2 separate regions of the Mus musculus genome follow, and region 2 is linked to region 1. The links are chromatin loops, found by intact Hi-C in ENCODE. Cell type or tissue: left cerebral cortex. All regions are shown on one strand. Links, peaks and the distances in the headings refer to the core of each region. The heading gives the core; the rest is flanking DNA. Region 1 overlaps Mast4 (microtubule associated serine/threonine kinase family member 4). Region 2 overlaps Mast4 (microtubule associated serine/threonine kinase family member 4).

Region 1 (2,915 bases), core at 197-2,696:
CACATTCTTCTACATGATAACCGCCAGTTGCCTTTGCATGACTTTTAAAGTCACGTGGAGTTAAGCTATGGCTGCTTCGTCTTCACGTCACTCCTGTTGGTTTCCAACTGGAGATCTGCTCTCTGCTTCTCAGTATAATGCGTTGCAGATTGGTTTTCCCGGGTACTGATTAGCTGCAGCAGTGAGGGGATTGGGAAGGTCCCTGCCTCTGAAACAAGCTCCTGTGACCTTTACCTCCTGTATCCTGAGCCAAGTGAACTGCCTTTTCATAACCGGGTCCCCATCCTCCATGGAGAAACTTGGCAAACTTTTCAACAGCTTGGCTCCAGGATCATCAATTGGGACATCACGTAAATGTTTTGTACTAACCCAGCAACTCTTCAGATGTTTAAAGAAATGCTTAGTTGGACGATCCCTTTCCAGGGCAAGTTCCTTTAACCTCTGAGACCCGCCCCCTTCCGGCTCCCCTGTGGCTGCCCAGGTCCTTAAGCAGAACATCTAAGTGTGTCTTCTTTGTAGTTTTAAAATATTCAGGAAGCTGTTTTTAGCAGACATTGGTGTTGAATAAAATCAGAGCAAAGGTTTGCTAGATATGGAAGGTGGAAATTACCTTATAATGAGTTATATGGCAAAAGAAAGAATGACCTGGAACAAATTTCTTTCCACGACTGATGAATTGCATCTAGCTGTCGTCCAGGTGGCTGTGTTGAAACCTAAGATGATCTTTAGACCAAAGTTCCTTTGACGTGGGAATGATGTGTTGCTCGCAGCCTGGGAAGGAATAGCTTGATTATACTCTGGCTGGCTCCTCCCTCTTTGGCCTCCTGTAAGTGCTTAGTGCGAGTCTACTGCCTCATTCCATTGCATGGCTGTCTTCTGTATATGGGACAAAGTGGCTTTTCTAGCTGAACTGTAGAAATGGGCACAACATGAAATTAGATCCAGCCCTAACTGCCTGTACCTTAATTACATCTGATGATTAATTTATATTATTGATATTCTTCAGCTTCAGGGAAATGACTTCGTTTGCATGGTTAAAGTGGTGTGTGTGTACGTGTGTGCGTGTGTGTGTGCCTGCCTTCAGTAGTTCTAAGTTTTGTGGCGATGCAGTGAACTGTGGACATAGCATGAAGAAGAACCTTAGTTCTGAACTTCTTTTGCTGTACTCATTTTGGGGAGGCTTGACTCGGCTATTTTTACTGGAGTTTTGTGTGCTATGATTAGAACAAGAAGACTTAGGAGAGTTTAACTTGGCAGGGAAGAGAGGCGACTGAGCAGAAAAATGTTTGCTGGAAAAAGAATCAAATATTCAGGATACTCAAGTTGGATATCCAGTAGAAGCACGGAAATAAAGTGGGACATTGAGTTATGTCATGCCACAGTTTGTATTTTGGGTCTCATATCGGAAATGCCTTAGGTATATATTTAATGGTAACAGAGAGAAAGACAGTAATGGCTTGATAATTTAACTTACTTTTCTCTTTGTTAAATTAAACTCTTCTGTCTTGTCTGTGGCATCTCTATTGAGTTTTTACCCATGTCTCCTAAGAAAATGGCCTTATTAATTTTAATATTTCATTGCAGGCTAACAATCTCAGAAGAATAGATTCGTGCCTGATTGAACTGGATCCTGAGATGTTTCTAAATGAAAGCCTTGTCAAATATTCTATTTCCCTTCCGTGTTTCAATATTTGAATTGTCATCTAACAGAATGGTTTTCCTGGGCTTGGTTTGCCCATGTGGCTAAAATGAAGTTGGGTTTTTATTTTTTATATTTTTTATTTTTACATTATTTGCAGGGTAGTCATACTTCCTAAATTAATTTTTGAAGCAATAGTCTTACTGTAAGACTCATTGTTTTGTGATGACTGCCATCCAATGTGAATTGAAGCTATTTTAAATAAGAAGGTTAAATTTAAGAGAAAGTTTCATGTTGCGTTTCTCTATTTAAAATTGCTCATTTTAGCTTGGTGGTTTAGGCAATGTACTTAGAGCATAAGTAATAGGTTTGCACTTTAGAACTTAAAAAGGCCTACCAAAAACATAAGATATTTTCCATGTCTGTCTTTTCCTCATGACTAAAGCACAGGGCTTTCCTAGTTTTGTGATGTAGTGTTTCCTGCAAGCCATGGGCAAATGCTGGATTCATTAGTGTGCAGTGTTTGCTGCTTATAAACAATGTTAATGCATAGATGGTCCTATGAAGTCTTGATCATAAATTTAAATTATCGAGTCCTGTTCCGAGGATGTGTCTAGGGGTATGCAGCAGGCAACTGGATGAAGTTTTAAGAATGATGAACAAGAGTGGCCATCCATGCCTGAGTGTGTGCTGGTCTCCGGGGTTCTGTTGATGAATGGGAGCTCTTCTATGTCTGGTAGTGGTTGAAGACCATCTGCGAGGCATTTGCACCTAATCCCGAATCCCTTGTCAAATCTTGCCTATATTCCTTGTAGAATCTCTCCCCCTTTCTGCTCATATTCGGCCTTTATTGTCTCTGACCACACTGCTAGCACATCCCCAGCACAGGGATCACTTCCGCCTCCAGGAACACAGGAGCGAGCTTCCGTGCTCGCCCGTCTTTCTTCTTCACTGGTTTTAGCTCCCTGGCTTGCATCGCTGTCATGTGTACCCTTTCTCTGTCCACCATGTTGAATCACGCGCTTGCTCCCGACCCAGCTTATTAAGCAAGCTGTTCCTCTGAGACTGGAGTTGACAGGGGTTGCATGGTGACACTGCTTCAGGCTTTGGCCTATCTTGGCTTTTATCGCTACGGGTTAGGTCTGCATCATATGTGTCCCTTCTGGGGTCCCAGGTGAGAAGGCAGAGATGATCAAGGAGCATTTCATATGACTCTTGAGTCCAGTTGATTCTGTGGGAGAAAGGATAGCTTTATTTGTATGATATGCCTCATTCA
Region 2 (2,915 bases), core at 296-2,795, 85 kb after region 1:
ATATAGCAGTATTTAACTACTAGTTGCATGCTGATACTCTCCATTTTATTCTGTTTCAATTTCCTTTCCATACTAACGCTGACTCACCAAATCCTTTCCACACTGTGGAAAACTCATGGAAAGCTTTTTTGTTGCACTCCGGTGGGTGAGCTGTCTCCTCGCCCTGGAATTTGTTTGTGGTCAGTCACTAGACACTGTCCAGTCAGTGGGAGAGAGAAGGGCAGTACACAATAATGCCATTTCCAGGTACAGTGCATGCTAGACATTTTTATCGGAGGAAATATCGTGCTGATTGGTGCGAGCCAACTGATTTCTACATAATACAGTGAAATACGCATCCCAAACAACTGCCTAGAGACCATCTCTGCCAAGAGGTGGTTAGTTGTGCTGGAAATAGGTTTGTCTTCTAGAAGAGAGTCCTGCTTTTCCGTTCCCTTCCCTCCCCTCCCCTCCCCTCTCCTCTCCTTCCTTTCCTTTCCTTTACATTCTCTGTCTGTCTTTCCTCTTCTCTCATACATTATATCCCAACTGTTGTTTCCCCTCCTTTCTCTCCTTCCAATCCACCCCCACCTTGCCCCCACACACTACCCCTCTCTCTGAAATCCACTCCTCCTCCTCTCCTTTCAGAATACAGCAGGCCTCCCGGGGAATATCAACCAAACATGGCATATTTTTTTTCTTCTATGTATTCCTTTGTTTACTAAACTACCAGCCCCAACCCCTGAATGAGCTTTGATGTCTTGAGCCTGCAATAAATTATCCCAACTGGTGGCTTTCTGGTGTGGCCTGAGATGTCACCAACTTGTGTTAAGATTTTATTTCTCATGTGAGTGCTCTTTTTATTGTTATCTGTGGGAGTCTGCATGACCAAATATTGCCTGTAGCTTTGGTGTTTGCCTGTGGGGCCTAGTTGGGATCAGGATGAAAACCATTGCTGGTTTTCTTCAAGTAAATGACTGAGTTGTTTTCACCTCCAAAGCAGGCTCTGATGCCATCTGTTTAGTTTGGTTGTTTTACTGAGGGATTAAATGATATCATGCTACAAAGTATAACGTCTTGGTGCCTACAATTATTTTCTTTGTGTGGCAGAATTACTAACACCAGGTCTCTCTGTCTGTTTTATTTAGCCCTTGGAGAGGTGGAGACTTTCTGAGTCTCAGATATAGGAGGAACTAAAATTAAAGTTCCTTTCTTAGTGTGTGCTGGAATTTTTAACAGAGTAGAAATTTCCATGAATTCTCGAGCTGCCTTTGAGTTGAAGAGGAAAGATGTTTAAAGTACATCCAAGTTGAGACAGTTCTGTGGGTGGCTTCTGAGGGACATCAGTTTTCTGCAGGAACACATGAATTTGCTTACAGTGAACAACTGCTCAGCAATGCTGGCTTTGTGCCCCTTCCATGAAAGTTTAAGTATAAAATCTTGACTCTTTTAGCTTTTCTTGCTATTGTTTTCCTGGTGGGTTTTCAGTGCATTTCTGATGACAAGGTTCAATGTTATGAATGCAAAATGGTTTTTTTGAATGATGGAAAAATCTTGACTGTAAGGGACTGATTCCTTTAGTACAGTGGTCGTTAGAAGGTAGCTTAATGAAGTCATTAGTAGATGTGTGTGACACGAGGCACAAACAAAGGCTGTTCCCATCAGGAATCTCATTGAGATGCATTTTCCTGTTCCCTCCCATGTAAAATGAAGGAGACAAGATAATGCAGCATTATTTTTCCTTTGGAAGAACATGCGAAATTCTCCCTAGTGAAACCTATGATGTCTTTTTTTTTTTCCCTCTCCAGTACAGTCCAGTAAGTGGTAAATAAAACGTTCTGAAGAAATAACACCTAAACAACAGTCCCTTCTATTTGGATTCAATGGAAAGCAAAAGCTGATTCTTGATCCCCCTTGTGCCTTAGAGGAGAACATCACTTGTTTGGAAGAATTTTACTGTTTTGTAAGCACGATACCCTAGTTTCAAGGGAAGTTAACTGAATAAAAAAAAAATCATAATATTTAGCCATTTTTTGTGGGGGTGAGGGAGAGGGAGAGAGGTGGAATGGCATTTAATTTGATCCATTTAAAAGGAAGGATAGGGTAAGTATATGTTTTATTCCAGTGAGCACAATGATTGTACAATTAGGGGTATTTAGATATGGATTTTGCACTGTAGTCAGAAGGAATCCTATGGCTTTTATTGATGCTGGGCTTTGAAGTGGGGCTCTCTGATAAACGGTGGGCTGTTAGAAGTCAGGTGCTTTGGGTGTGCACAGGAGCTTGGGCGTGTGTAGTGTGGACATTTGAATAACAAATGAGTATTTGAAGAGACTTCACCAGGCGAAACGAAAGACGTGATGGTGTTGATTAGCTCCATTTCTTAAAATTCTATATATTTAAACAGTTTGGTACGCGCGTCCCTTCCATTGCCCCGCATGCCCAAGTGTTTGGTGTGATGGTCACATTCTTCTTTTCATAATGGAATGTATATTAACTATGCAGCCCTTTCACAGAGCAGTGTTTTAATCATTCTCTATTGATTTATACATCACATCAATGTTGCATATTGAAGGCCTCTTATTCTGTGTCTGTGCCTTACCCAGGCTCTCATTCTGTCTACCTGACTTGCATAATGTTCCGGGGCTCCCTTAATTCTCTTCACCCCCATGGGAAGCAGTCATGATTAGGAAACCACAAAAGGTCAGGCACACTGTTGCCTTCTCTACGCTTTCTGGGGCACAAAGAAGAAATTAATGGGCTTAGAGAAATATTGTCATTGTCCGTAACTGATAATAGGTATCAGAAGTAAGTTAAAATTAATAAATGCTGAGTTTTGAGCTTTGGCGTGAATCTGAATGATTTATCGCTGGCTGGGGATGCCAAGAGAGTGTTTTGCATTAGCTGAAGGAGTAGGGCAATGATGAGAGGAATCT

What was found. A loop is a pair of places that touch in the nucleus more often than their neighbours do. Peaks named below come from ENCODE experiments on the same cell type or tissue, not always from the same donor. Only the 100,000 strongest peaks of a DNase experiment are listed, where the experiment ranks them.
Region 2: a loop joins it to region 1, with 2.9 times the contacts of the local background. A loop is called at or near these places in 2 of 42 quality-filtered maps.

Annotation. Positions count from the first base shown.
Region 1 is chr13:103,283,482-103,286,396 of GRCm38, reverse strand. All of the region lies in intron 1 of Mast4 (microtubule associated serine/threonine kinase family member 4), which reads left to right. Among named protein-coding and RNA genes, the nearest start is that of Mast4, 50 kb to the left of the region's middle. In left cerebral cortex, for the core only: no CTCF peak of the experiment used is centred there; DNase peaks (open chromatin) are centred at 834 and 1,228; H3K27ac peaks cover 1,506 bases.
Region 2 is chr13:103,198,421-103,201,335 of GRCm38, reverse strand. The region is part of intron 1 of Mast4 (microtubule associated serine/threonine kinase family member 4); the gene reads left to right. Among named protein-coding and RNA genes, the nearest start is that of Gm30050, 100 kb to the right of the region's middle. In left cerebral cortex, for the core only: no CTCF peak of the experiment used is centred there; a DNase peak (open chromatin) is centred at 1,265; H3K27ac peaks cover 1,457 bases.